Linked DNA regions of Homo sapiens: region 1 is linked to region 2. The links are chromatin contacts, found by Hi-C or POLR2A ChIA-PET in ENCODE. All regions are on one chromosome and are shown on one strand. The core of a region is the stretch at or near the end of the contact, and the rest is flanking DNA. Distances in the headings are between cores, read along the strand shown.

Evidence for each region. Hi-C counts contacts between places; a loop is a spot of excess contacts on that map. ChIA-PET counts read pairs that join two places held with the same protein, here RNA polymerase II (POLR2A). Pooled maps may share reads with other maps.
Region 1: a loop to region 2 is called in a pooled map, with 4 times the contacts of the local background. The contact joins the promoter of C18orf32 here to the enhancer-like site in region 2. A Hi-C loop is called at or near these places in 3 of 50 pooled maps. POLR2A ChIA-PET finds 5 or more read pairs at or near these places in 4 of 52 experiments (Caco-2, WTC11, activated naive CD4-positive, alpha-beta T cell and 1 more).

What each region holds. Positions count from the first base shown.
Region 1 is chr18:49,482,327-49,488,786 of GRCh38, forward strand. It overlaps C18orf32 (chromosome 18 open reading frame 32), which reads right to left and starts at 4,908. Exons shown (of 3, transcript NM_001035005.4): 1 at 4,717-4,908; 2 at 1,258-1,445; 3 at 1-84. The coding sequence starts at 1,422. The coding sequence ends at 19. RPL17-C18orf32 (RPL17-C18orf32 readthrough) reads right to left here. Exons shown (of 7, transcript NM_001199356.2): 6 at 1,258-1,445; 7 at 1-84. The coding sequence ends at 1,266. It overlaps RPL17 (ribosomal protein L17), which reads right to left. Exons shown (of 7, transcript NM_001035006.5): 7 at 6,155-6,240. The coding sequence ends at 6,193. It overlaps MIR1539 (microRNA 1539), which reads left to right and starts at 5,047; the gene lies at 5,047-5,096. RefSeq lists a silencer at 4,637-4,766 and an enhancer at 4,807-4,966.
Region 2 is chr18:49,396,261-49,403,098 of GRCh38, forward strand. All of the region lies in intron 2 of DYM (dymeclin), which reads right to left. Among named protein-coding and RNA genes, the nearest start is that of DYM, 61 kb to the right of the region's middle. RefSeq lists a silencer at 5,369-5,418. Within about 2 kb of position 2,936, at least 5 of the 41 ENCODE cell types and tissues checked have a DNase peak (open chromatin) inside an H3K27ac peak, as active enhancers do; they include endothelial cell of umbilical vein, where a contact is called at or near this core.

The DNA.
Region 1 (6,460 bases), core at 3,658-6,157, 88 kb after region 2:
TCCTTTAGGAAAATTTCTTTAGTCTTTCTTTTTATCACAGATTTCTGTTGGTCCTTTTGTTGGTAATCCATTCATGTCTGCACCCTAAAATGAAAAAACATTTTAGAAATTATCATAACAAGCCGGGTGCGGTGGCTTATGCCTGTAATCCCAGCACTTTGGGAGGCTGAGGCAGGCAGATCACGAGGTCAGAAGATCGAGACCATCCTGGCTGACATGGTGAAACCCCGTCCCTACTAAAAATACAAAAATTAGCTGGGTATGGTAGCATGTGCCTATAATCCCAGCTACTCAGGAGGCTGAGGCAGGAGAATCGTTTGAACCTGGGAGACGGAAGTTGTGGTGAGCCAAGATTATGCCACTGCACTCTAGCCTGGTGACAAAGCGAGACTTCATCACAAAAACAAAAACAAAAAAAAAAAAAGAAAGAAATTATTACAACAAAAAGATATTAAGAGACATTCTGTCTCTCTCTTTTTTTTTTTTTTTGAGATGGAGTTTCATTCTTGTCACCCAGGCTGGAGTGCAATGATGTGATCTCGGCTCACTGAAACCTCTGCCACCCAGGTTCAAGCAATTCTCCCACCTCAGCCTCCTGAGTAGCTGAGATTACAGGTGCCCACCACCGCGCCTCACTAATTTTGGTATTTTTAGTAGAAACAGGATTTCACCATGTTGGTCAGGCTGGTCTCAAACTCCTGACCTCAGGTGATCAACCCATCTTGACCTCCCCAAGTGCTGGGATTACAGGCGTGAGCTACCGCGCCCAGCTCAAGAAACATTCTCTTTAAAAACAGACAAGCTCCAGAGTGAAAACATTTTGCTTCCAGAAACGGGCCGGATGGCTAAATTAGTGCAGCTGAGTACAAAGCTGAATCTAAAAAAGCACCAATTCTAAAGACAACAGAGTTGTCCACTCATTTTTAAAAAAATTGTTTTTTTTTTAAATCTCTATGATCCTTCTAATTAAATCTCTTATCAAAGTCATCAATCAGTGAAACTGGTTTGTATCAGCATAATCTCTCCTCATCCATTAGCTATTTACCATTGCACTTACCAGTCAGAAAATATGGTTATCATTTTGGCCAAAGGACAAATGCATTAATCAGAGGCCTACTTTAAAACTTTAATTTAAGCCAAATGTTACACAAACTATTGAAGCTTCTGGTTCTAAAACTTGTCCTTCCAAAATCTAGTGTTTCACCCAAGTACCACCCCCTTTCACTGCTCTTATTCAAGGCATGTGAATGTTCTTACCTTAAAGTTTACTTTGCCTTTGTTTGTATCATTGGATTCTTGTATTGCTTTCTTAGGCCATATACGACTAACGAAGGGGGAAACCAGAGGGTATATATATGGCTCCAGGAATTTTTTGTAGATCCAGAGCAGAACTGGAATGACGATACAAGGAATGCACACCATTTTCCCAAGCTTGAGCTCCTCAACTGTTGATATATGTGAAGAAAAAAATTAGTTCATCACAGATTAGTAACTGAAAGAATTTACCAAGATTAAGATATCTGAAAGGGGATAGATGTGGTGGCTCACGCCTGTAATCCCAGCACTTTGGGAGGCAAGAGGATAGCTTGAGCCCAGGAGTTTGAAACCAACTTGCACAACAAAGTGAGACCTTGTCTCTACAAGATCAAAAAATTAGCTGGGCATGGTGGCATACTCCTGTGGTCCCAGCTACATAAGTGGCTGGGACAAGAGGATCACTAGAGCCCAGGAGGTTGAGGCTGCAGTGAGCCGTGTTCATGCCACTGCTCTCCAGCCTGGATGACACAGAGACACTTTGTCTCAAAAAAAGAAAAAAAAAAAATATATATATATATATATATACACACACACACACACACACACACACACACACACGAAAGGACTATTTCTACAGTGTAGGAAAAACTTAAAACATACTATTATATTTGCTAAAAAAAAAAGACTTTATTAAATAAAAAGCTGCTATCTACAAGGTAAAGAAATAGGCCAGGTGCAGTGGCTCATGGCTGTAATCCCAGCACTTTGGGAGGCCAAGGCGGGTGGATCATGAGGTGAGGAGTTCGAGACCAGCCTGGCCAACATGGTGAAACCCTGTCTCTACTAAAAATACAAAAATCAGCGGGGTGTTGTGGCATGCGCCTGTAATCCCAGCTACTCGGAAGGCTGAGGCAGAATTGCTTGAACCCAGGAGGCAGAGGCTGCAGTGAGCCGAGATCCCACCACTGCACTCCAGCCTAGGTGACAGAGCAAGACTCCATCTCAAAATAAAGAAATAATAGGTGGTAGGCATGAATAATAATGAGGTGCCTGCTTCCAAACTTCCAGTCACTGCTCCTTAATCATGAATTTGATTATAAAGGAAAAACAACAACATTTGGTAGGTGCTAGACAGTTTACATATAACAACTCATTTAATCCTCAATCAGTGAGGTTGGGTACCCTTGCTACTATGTCTATTTAGAGTTTAAAAAATGAGCCGGGTGTGGTGGCTCACACCTGTAATCCCAGCACTTTGGGAGGCCAAGGCGGGCAGATCACCTGAGGTCAGGAGTTCGAGACCAGCCTAACCAACATGGTGAAACCCCGTCTCTACTAAAAACACAAAATTAGCCAGCCATGGTGGAGCAGGCCTGTAATCCCAGCTACTCGGGAGGCTGAGGGGGAAGAATTGCTTGAACCCGGGAGGTAGAGGTTGCGGTGAGCCAAGATCATGCCACTGCATTCCAGCCTGGGTGACAGAGCAAAACTCCGTCTCAAAAAAAAGATTTCTTATTTTCAAAATACTGCAAATTAAGTAGCATCTGCTGGCAACTGAGTCAGCACCATCACTATGCTTAGACATTTAAAAATTATTCACAATACAGGTAAACGGTGGCATAGAGAATCAAATCTGAATGTCTTTGAAATGAATTACAAGCAAGAGCTATAAACAAAAATGTAAATTGAGGCTGGGCGCGGTGGCTCACGCCTGTAATCCAAGCACCTTGGGAGGCCGAGGGGGTGGATCATCTTAGGTAAGGAGTTCGAAACCAGCCTGGCCAACATGGCAAAACCCTGTCTCTACTAAAAATACAAAAATTAGCTGGGCGTGGTGGTGGGCACCTGTAATCCCAGCTACTGGGGAGGCTGAGGCAGGAGAATTGCTTGAACCTGGGAGGCGGAAGTCGCAGTGAGCTGAGATTGCGCCATTGCACTCCAGCCTGCGTGACAAGAGCAAAACTCCGTGTCAGAAAAAAAAAAAATAAAAATAAAATAAAATAAAATCAATTGCTGGGGCAATAGTGATTTTTTTTTTTTTGAGACAGGGTCTTGCTCTGTTGCTCAGGCTAAAGTGCAGTGGCTCAAACATACCACCTGTGTTCAGAGTTCACTGCAGCCTTGACTTCCCAGAATCAAGCTATCCCCCTTCCTCAGCCTCCTGAGTAGGTAGGACCACAGCCCTGCGCCACGATGCCCGACAGATTTTTTAATTCTTAGTAGAGATGAGGTCTCACTGTGTTGCCCATGCTGATCTTAAAGTCCTAAGCTCAAATGATCCTCCCGCCTAGGCCTCCCAAAGTGCTGGGATTACTGGAACCTGGCCTAATTTTTTTTTTTAAATAATTAGCAAGGTGTGATGGCACGCGCCTGTAGTCCCAGGTATTTGGGGAGCTGAGGAAGGAGAGAACCGCTTGCGCCCAGGAAAGCCGAAACTGCCGTGAGCTATGATGGCCCACTGGACTCCAGCCTGGGCCACAGAGGCAGACCCTGTCTCAAGATTAAAAAAAAAAAAAAATCCAAAAGTTGTAACCTGTCCAAAGTTCTCACAGAGGTAACTGGTAACTAGAGCTTCTAAGACCATTATTTCCAGTTCTGGTTTTCCTCAATGCTCTTGCCTTTTCCTCTTCCAAAAACACAATGGTCATGTTTTTACCAAACTTTTACCAAACTTTCCAAACCAACGAAACCCCTTCAAAACAACTGACAATGCTACCAGTACTAGTTTAGTGACTGACAGGCCCTCCATCATAAAGATTCATTTTTACTTCTGCAATTGTGTTTTAAGTAAGTTCGCACACAGTACGATGTACATAAACTCTCGAGGACAAATACTACTAATCACTTACGCCACAATTACGGCTTTTAAGAGACTTTTTAGCTCTCTTCGGAATGAAGCCTATTTGTATCTTATCTTTTAATCTTCATAATAATACTTCGGTAAGATATTTTACTTCACACATATGGAAACTGGGTCAGAAAAGTCTAGAAGGTGGCTACGAGATATTATTATTTTAATTATTCGCTCCAAGCCAACAAAGCGAGCAAAACGGATTAAAGCTGTTGCAGAGGAATCTTCTTTCACTCAACTTAAGTCCAGACAACAGAGTAGACAGTTAAAGTCTGAGGCTCCATCCGAAATAGGGAAGGCATAACAGGGAAAGTCACCTTCCTCCAAGTCATCCAGTTGAGCATGTCATCTTAGTGGAGACAGAGGGAGCGGGGACAGGTTGAGTCAATGACAATGATTGAAAAGAGACGAGAACAGAGGCCTAACGGTGAAGGTCATAGAAAGGATGTGAAACCGATACTTGGCCACGGAAAAGAACAAAATCAATATAAAGTATCGGAGAGGCAAATGCAAGCTCCGAGGGCGCCGGTGGTGGACAAAGAATACAGACAGAGGGGAGGGGAGGGCGGGGCGGAGGGCGGAGGAGCGCGCTCGCGGAAGGAAGGTACCCTGAGAGCGAAGGCAGGCACCGCGGAGGCCGGCGGGCCGCGACCGCCGAGGAGGGAGGAGGCAGGAGGCCGCGCACCGCCTAGGACTCTGCGAGCGCGGCCCGGGCTGGGCCTGCGGAGCAGCTACAAAGCCCAACCCAGGCCGCTAGCCCGGGCACACTCACCCGCGACCGCGGAAACGCAGCTGACAATGTCCGCACTTCCGGAGGGAGGGACGATCCGCAGCCGAGCCAATGGGCGCCTTCAACGGGGACGACAAAGGCGCGCTTGCGTCAACCCGGGGTCGCACAGCACGCAGCAGTGTTGCCCAAGGGGCGCGGCGAGGCTTCCGGCTCTGCGGCCTGCAGGTAGCGCGAAAGTCCTGCGCGTCCCAGATGCCCAACTAAAAGCTTCGCTGCGGGAAGAAAGCCTGACCTGACTACACCCAGACCCAGAACGCAGGATCTCGGTAAAGGATGATGCCTGTGCAAACGGCGCGGCACCCACACGGAAGGTGGCAGCTAGGCCGTTGAGGCAACTGTGGATAAGCTATTAGTTTTGCTGGTTTCTTAAATTCAAGGGCAGAGCAAACTAACATTAAGGCCAACTTTACAAACGTCAGTTGCTTAAAAGAAGCAGTTACATCACTTTATAAACGAAAAGTACTGACGCTCGCTAGGATGTCAGTACGTGTTGGCGAAGTTGTGTGAAAACTGGGACCCTCATAAACCGTTGGTGGAAATGTAGCGTGCAGCCTTTTTGGAAATATTTGGAAGTTCCTCAGATGTTTACTCAGGTAACCTTATGATCTAGCAATTCCACTCTAGTATATACTCAATAAATGAAAACACAAAAATCTGCACACAAACGTTCACAGTACCATCGTTCCTAATAGCAAAAACAAAACCCCTTTATCAATTGACGAAATGATACAGGTTGAGCATCAACCTAAAAAGCTTCAAAACCTGAGCCTGAGTGCTGTTATCATACTCAAAGGCAATGCTCAATGGAGCCATTTCCAACTGGGGATGATCAACTGGTATATTCACATACTGGATTGTTCTGCAAAGAAAACCACTGCAAATTCCTTTTGGGATAATGAAACTTTTTTTGAGACAGGGTCTTGTTCTGTCTTGCCCACGCTGGGGTGCAGTAGTGCTCACTGCAGCCTCCCACCTCAGCCCCCCAATTAGCTGGGACTACATGCAAGTGACACCACACTTACTTTTTTTTAACAGACAGGGTTCTGACATGTTGCCCTGGCTGGGCTTAAGCAGTCAGCCTCCACCTCCCAAAGTGCTGGGACTACAGAAATGAGCCACTGTGCCCAGCCATGAAAATGGTTTTTAATGGTGCAGGGTAAACAATCTTGTGTTTCTAGTTCTAATCCTAAAAAATCCTCATTTGATCCATCTTGTAAGGACACTTGAAATATGTTCACTAATAAAGACAACCAACATTCTTTTCCTTTTAATTACATTTATTTTAATGCTGAATTTACTCCCGTGCCATAAGTTTTTGTTTCTTCAGTTTCTTCTGGGATATCTGGGGAAAGAAAAATGTGTTAAGTTTCTTAGAGAAAACCACAGTACATCTTGGAGGACTTCAGCTTATTCTGGAGGCAGGAAACCTAGTCGTTAAGGACTAAGGGGGAAAAATACTTAAATGGTAGAAATCAACAGAACTTAAGTTCATTAGATGTAAAAAGAAGTGTACAGAATCACTCAGGTTCTTGACTTAAAAGAACTAAATGTGATCAATTACT
Region 2 (6,838 bases), core at 1,686-4,185:
CCATTAAGGACAACAGTAGGGAGGTTTTTCAACAAATTAAAAATAGAACTACCATATAATCCAATAATCCGACTGTTGGGTATAAACATTGAGCATCCCTTACCCAAAATGCTTGAGACCAGGAGCATTTCTGATTTCAGATTTTTTTTTCCGATTTTGAAATATTTGCATTATAGCTGAGCATCCCTAATCCAAAAATCCAAAATCCAAAATAGTACAGTGAGCATTATCCTCTAAGCATCACGTCAGTGCTCAAAAAGTTTTGGATTTTAGAGCATTCTGGATTTCAGATTTTTGGATTAGGGATACTCAACCTCTATATCCAAAGAAAACAAAATCAGTATGTCAAAGAGATATCTGCACTCTCATGTTTACTGCAGCACTATTCACAATGGCCAAGATATGGAATCAACCTAAGTATCCATCAATGGATGAATTTTTTTAATGAGGTACATATACACAATGGAATACTATTCAGGCATAAAAATAAATGAAATCCCGTCATTTGCGGCACCTGGATGAACCCACAAGACATTAAGTGAAATAAGTCAAGCACAAAAGACGAATAACACATGATCTCACTCATCTGTGAAAACTTAAAAAGTTGATCCCATAGAGATAAACAGTAGAATAGTGGTACTGAAGGCTGGGTAGGACAGGCAGGGAGAGGGAGAGAGGTCAACAGGTATAAAGTTACATTAGATAAAAGGGATAAGTTCTAATGTTCTATTATACAGTAAGGTGACTAGAGTTAACAATAATGTACTTTACATTTCAAAATGGCTAAAATAATTTTGAATGTTCTCACCACAAAGAAATAACAAGTGTTTGAGGTGATGGATATGCTAATTGCCCTGATTTAATCATTACACAATGTATAATGCATCGAAACATCATATGGTACCCCATAAATATGTACAATTATGTGTCAATTAACAAAATAAAACTTTTTAAAAATGATAACTATTATTGATTCCAAAATGTAGTAATTTACCCATAGATGATAAATTAAAATAATGCTTCACATTTGTTTAACCCTTTAAATATCTTTCAAAACACTTTCAAATATATTGGTGCAATTAAATTCCATGAAAATCTCTTCTGTGGGACAGGACCATTATAAATCTTATTTTTACAGATAAGCAAACTGAGGCATCCAAGGAGTTTAAAGTAAAATTCCAGGAATCAGAAGTCTGAGAAGAACAAGAACTGGCTTTAGAGCCTGGTGACTTGGTTAAAAATTATGTTTTCTTTTTTACCAATACACATGGTGCAGTAAATCCTCCAAATGGGCAACTCTTTTGTACCAGCTTTAAAACCCATACCCCTCCAGGGTTCTTTTCTGTTGCTGGTGAAGTGCACTTTTTAAAAGAGTAATTCATACCATCAAGATTTTTGACAAGAAAATTTTAGAAAAACTGTGGAAGAAAACTGATTGCTCTTAGTTCTAGCCATGTGTAATTGCTGACCACCTGAAATGGTCCAAACTGAGATTTGCTAAAGCATAAAATACACACCATATTTCAAAGGTTTTTAAAAGAATGTAAAACATTTCATTAATTTTATATTCATATAACGATTATATCTGGGAAACTGGGGTTAAATAAAATACATTAAAATTAAATTCACCTTTTTCATTTTACTTTTTCAATGTGGCTACTAGAAAACCTTAAATTACAAATGTGGCTTATCTTGTATTTCTGCTGGACAGAGCTGCTAGAACCTCCCAGCAATTAAAGAGTGTCATGCATAAAAATCATATATACACACAAAGCTAAGACTTACTAACTATAGTGAATATCCCGTTACCTTAAGAGTCTCAAATTATATGCATATTTTAAAAGATATCGTCTTTTTAAAGTTAAATTTTTTAAGTTTCACCTAGGACTGACTTTTTTTAACAAAATAACCTAGAAGTGATCCTATGATATAGTTTAAGGGTAGTAGTTTATGGAGACTCACCATATTAGATATTTATAAGGTGTCTGCCAGCCTTACAATGTCTCTCTGCTGTCTGTCTCTCTGTCTGCTGCCTCCCTACCCCTTTTTCTATCTTCCCACCTACTTTTCGGAGGTGAGCAGAGGCAGACAGATATGTGCAGCATGTCTCCGCTCCTGGCCACAGCTGACTAGTCCAGGGATAGACATCTAACCCAAGCCTAGCCCAAGTCTTAGAGAATTTAGAATTGAGATGGAAAGACAGGCTTTCCATTTGGCTAGAACTTGGCTGCATAGTTTAGGGCTGTGGGAGGCCACCCTCTACCGACAGAGTGGCAGAGAAAGCCAGTTAGTAAGAAAGATGAGTAAAAGCTTTGCAGAAAGAAAGACATAAACAGAAAGGACCCTCAGGATTGCTGATGGCTTTCCAATTCCTGGGACCAGTTCTTCCAGAAGCCTGAGTGTGTTCCTGATCTTGGATTCTATGAGACACTCCAGTGTCTTCATCACATCTTCCCCTTTTTCTGGCATATAGTAAGTAAAACTGATTTTTGTTGACAACCAGAAGACTTCTAATTAATAAATCACTGTGGTCAGATTTAATGATACACATTAGTAGTTGGCAAGAAATGGGAACTATGAATTACTCGGTTTATTGGTTACTCAGACAAAAAGTAAAAGAGGTATAAAATGCAAAGGATTGTAAAAAGCTTTATGAAATTAATAACTAGACCACATGCATAAAATCTATTTCACTTTCTTCAGTCAATGGCACTCTCTTTTAAAGCTGACTGGAACCAAGAGTTTCAATTATACACATATGGCTGTAATCTTCGAAGCTGCTAAATTTGTTCATCAGCAAATAGTGCTTGGGTGCCTAGGACATGCTAGGCTTCGTGAAAGATGCTGCCTCTGCCTCCAGGCTACATGGAGGAATGAAAAAGCAGACAGACAGTTCAGTACAGGGGAAGTATGAATTATGAAACCAGCCCTGTGTGTGAGCTCACAGGATGTGCACTCAACGTACCATAGAAGGAATCAAAGAGGCTATCCTGGAGGAAGTAACTATTCTTCCTGAAGGGCCAAGAGACATCAGGCAGGCAGAACAAAGAGAATAGTGCATGCAGAGGCATCGCAGTCACAGAGAGCCTGGCATGCCCTGGGAAGGGGTGGTTAATCAACACAGGGGAATGGCAAACTACAAAGCTGGAAAAGTATTCTAGACGGCTGGAATACCAAGTTCAGTCTCTCCATTTTTGTTTTGGGTATAAACAAAAACCAAAACAGGGCTCTGGTTTATTTTTACAACAGTATTAGCCTGAAAAGGGGATTAATTCCAACGTATATTAGTGAGGTTGGTTTGGACATCACTCCTTCCAGGAAGCCTTCTTTGATCAGGTCTCACCTAAGACAAGGTAAGAAGTCCATTCTCCACCCCAACACCCAACAGCTCTCAATCATAAAACTGAGCACGCAGCAGTAAGATTGCCCAGTTGCTTGTCTATGGCCCCCACTAGATTGTGGGCTCCTTGTTCATCACAGTATTCCAGCCTGGTACAGAGCAGGCAGTTAGGCACTGTCAGACACCACTCAGACCTTCATTACCAGGAGACAGAATTATTTCCCCTGGCTCCTTAGGAAACACTTCCCAGTCTCCAGCCCTCAAGGCAAGGTCTGCCGCTCAAGTTTAAATTTCTGTTAAAATATTTTTTAAAAGACATTTATTTTTATTTTTCTTTTTTTTTTTTTTTTTTTTTTTTTGAGACGGAGTCTTCCTTTATCACCCAGGCTGGAGTGCAGTGAGTGATCTTGGCTCACTGCAACCTCTGCCTCCCAGGCTCAAGCAATCCTCCTGCCTCAGCCTCCCAAGTAGCTGGGATTACAAGCACTTGCCACCACGCCTGGCTAATTTTTGAATTTTTAGTAGAGACGACGTTTCACCATGTTGGCCAGACTGGTCTTGAACTCCTGACCTCAGGTGATCCACCCACCTTGGCCTCCCAAAGTGCTGAGATTACAGGTGTGAGCCATAGCACCCAGACTAAAAGACATTTCTTTCTTTCCAAATATAAAAGAGCATATCCTTTTGAAGCAGTCTGATTTGTCAGAATTATCTGGAAAGCTCCCCACTGTGGTGAGCCAGCCAGCACCTGCCATTCTGTGACTATGTCCCCCAGGCCTGGATCCCCCAACACACAGCCACAATCTGAAACAGCACCACTGCCACTGCCTCGTTCAACAATCAACACTTTAGAGCAGAAGCATCTTCAGAGCCCACATTATAAGCTCCAAGAGAACAGGAAGATCTCATTCACTTATACATCCCCCACTGTGTCTGATACAGTGGCTCAGCCAGAAAAAAACCACTTGGTAATTATTTATTAACTAAAGGAGTCATAGAGCTCTGTTTGTTGCAGGATGCCTGCAATTTCTGCACTCTGAAGTGTTAGTTATTTCTACAGAAGAAATCAGCCAGGCACACCCCTGCCAAAAGCAACACACCAATTATTTGTTACATTAGAATTCCTTTCCTTTCATCCTTCCATCCCTCAATTTTCTAAACTTCTTGGAACATTTTAAGAATAATCTGCTTTCCTATTTGCTTGATTTAGAGCTATAATGAGGTAGTAAGGAACTGGGGTGGTTGGTAACTGTTGCTGCCTGTTACAGGCATCTATGCACAATGCTGTTTTAGTTAAACAAATGAGCTCAGATGTGCTGGCAGCAGGCAACTAACAAACCATCATTTGCAGTAAATAAAAGTAAAATGGTACTGTAAAAATATGCCAGTGTTTCCAAGAATATTACAATTAGAAACCAAATGTTGTTTCTGAAGGCAGATTTGGGCAGTAAAAACACACAAAAGGGGGCAAAAAGGCAGTGTCAAATATTCATACTAATTCAGACTAAATAAGTATCACACAGTATACTTCAAGTTTAATGCATACATAAATTCCATACCTCCAGGTCAATTTGAAAACTGTCAATAGTGGGAAATTAGGGATAAATACTTAAAACTAGTAATCTCTTAGTCAAAGTAGCTAAACAAACTAAACTCTCAACAACCATACTGATCCAATGACCAGGTGTGACTCTCCCTGAAGCAATCCATATATTAGAAGCCTTCTTCTCAGAGGATGGCCACACTATCACTTTGGCAGCAACATAAACAGATGGGAGTCACAAAACTGGAATCTCAGTTTTATTTTGTTTTTTACTGATACATAATAATTGTAAATATTTGTGGGATACATGTGGTATTTTGATACATGTACACACTGTGAAAGATCAAATCAGGGTAATTGGGGCATCCTCATCTCAAACATCTGTCATTTCTTTGTGTCAGTTTTGCTGGTGACATCACAATAAACAATTACTAAGGGATTGGAGAACTATGCCCAAGAATCAATCAATCAACCTTTCTCTCTCTCTCTCTCTCACACACACGCACACACACACAAAATCTGAAACACGGTTAAGAAACTTCATTGGGCTACCCGGAAGATAATTCAGTAAGGAAGTGGTTATGAAAATTTTCACAACTAGGCTGGGTGCTGTGGCTCATGCCTGTAATACCAGCACTCTGGGAGGCTGAAGCGGGTGGATCACCTGAAATCAGGAGTTCAAGACCAGCCTGGCCAACGTGGCAAAACCCCATCTCTACTAAAAATACAAAAATTAGCTGAGTGTGGTGATGCGCACCTGTAATCCCAGCTACTTGGGAGACTGAGGCAGGAGAATCACTTGAACCCGGAAGGTGGAGGTTGCAGTGAGCCGAGATGACACCACTGCACTCCAGCCTGGGCAACAAGAGCGAAACTCTGTCTCAAAAAAAAAAAAAAAGAAAAAAGAAAATGTTCACAACTATAGAGGAAGCTCTTAAACATTACCATTGCCACTTCTGGGCCATATTCTGTTTGCTTCCTTGGATTTCATGAAGAGAATCTCCCTAGGGAGACAACTGTCATCAACCTCAACCTCACACCCTCTACATGAAGTGTAGGTTGCAGAGAAGACTGGTAAGGTAAATCAGAGCAAAAGAATGGAGTATCCTTATGTCATGCTAAGGAGTTTGGATTCCATCCTACATCTAATGGGGAGTCATTAAGCACAAAATAAAACACAAACATTAACAAAACTCTTAGAGCAGCAGCAAGATGGTCAGGGCATATAATGGTTAAATATCTGACCCTGGCTACAACCATCCTGAGATTTTTAGGGGGGAAGAAAAAGATAATGAGAACGACAGCAATAATCAGGTCTCCACTAGAGTATATGATAAAGTCTAACCATGTGCTCACAACAATCCCTATATAATTAACCACTGCTGCCAAGTGTCTGGCTAGCAGATTTTGATGAACCACTAACTGTTACTAAATCACAACACAATCAGGTACATAATCTTTAAAAATTCTTGTTTAATTCCACTAAAATTATAGACCAAATTAAAATACTAGGAAGGATTTCCAACAGCAAGAATATGGAACGTCTCTGCACCCACTGGATTCATAGGCGGATCATGTTTAAAACATATACACCAAGTGCACTCTACCTCTCAGTTTAACCACTGCCATCAATTAGCAAAACTCCTGCACACTGCTCACATAGATTTCCAATCTTGTGCTTGTTACTGAAAAGCAGATATGCCCCTGGTATAATGGAAAGCGATCGATTTTTGAAGCTGCATATTTAAGTTCCAACTTCTTCATTAACTACTGGTATGACCTAGCCAAATTACTTAATTTGAGAATCGCAGTTCTCATCTGTAAAATGGAGGTAAAAATGCCACCAACTCATAGGACAGCTATGAAGATGATATGGCAATGTGTGGAAAGTGCCCAGCACACAGCTCAATAAATATGAGTTCCCTAACTCCCCAAAACCAACAAGAAAACCCATA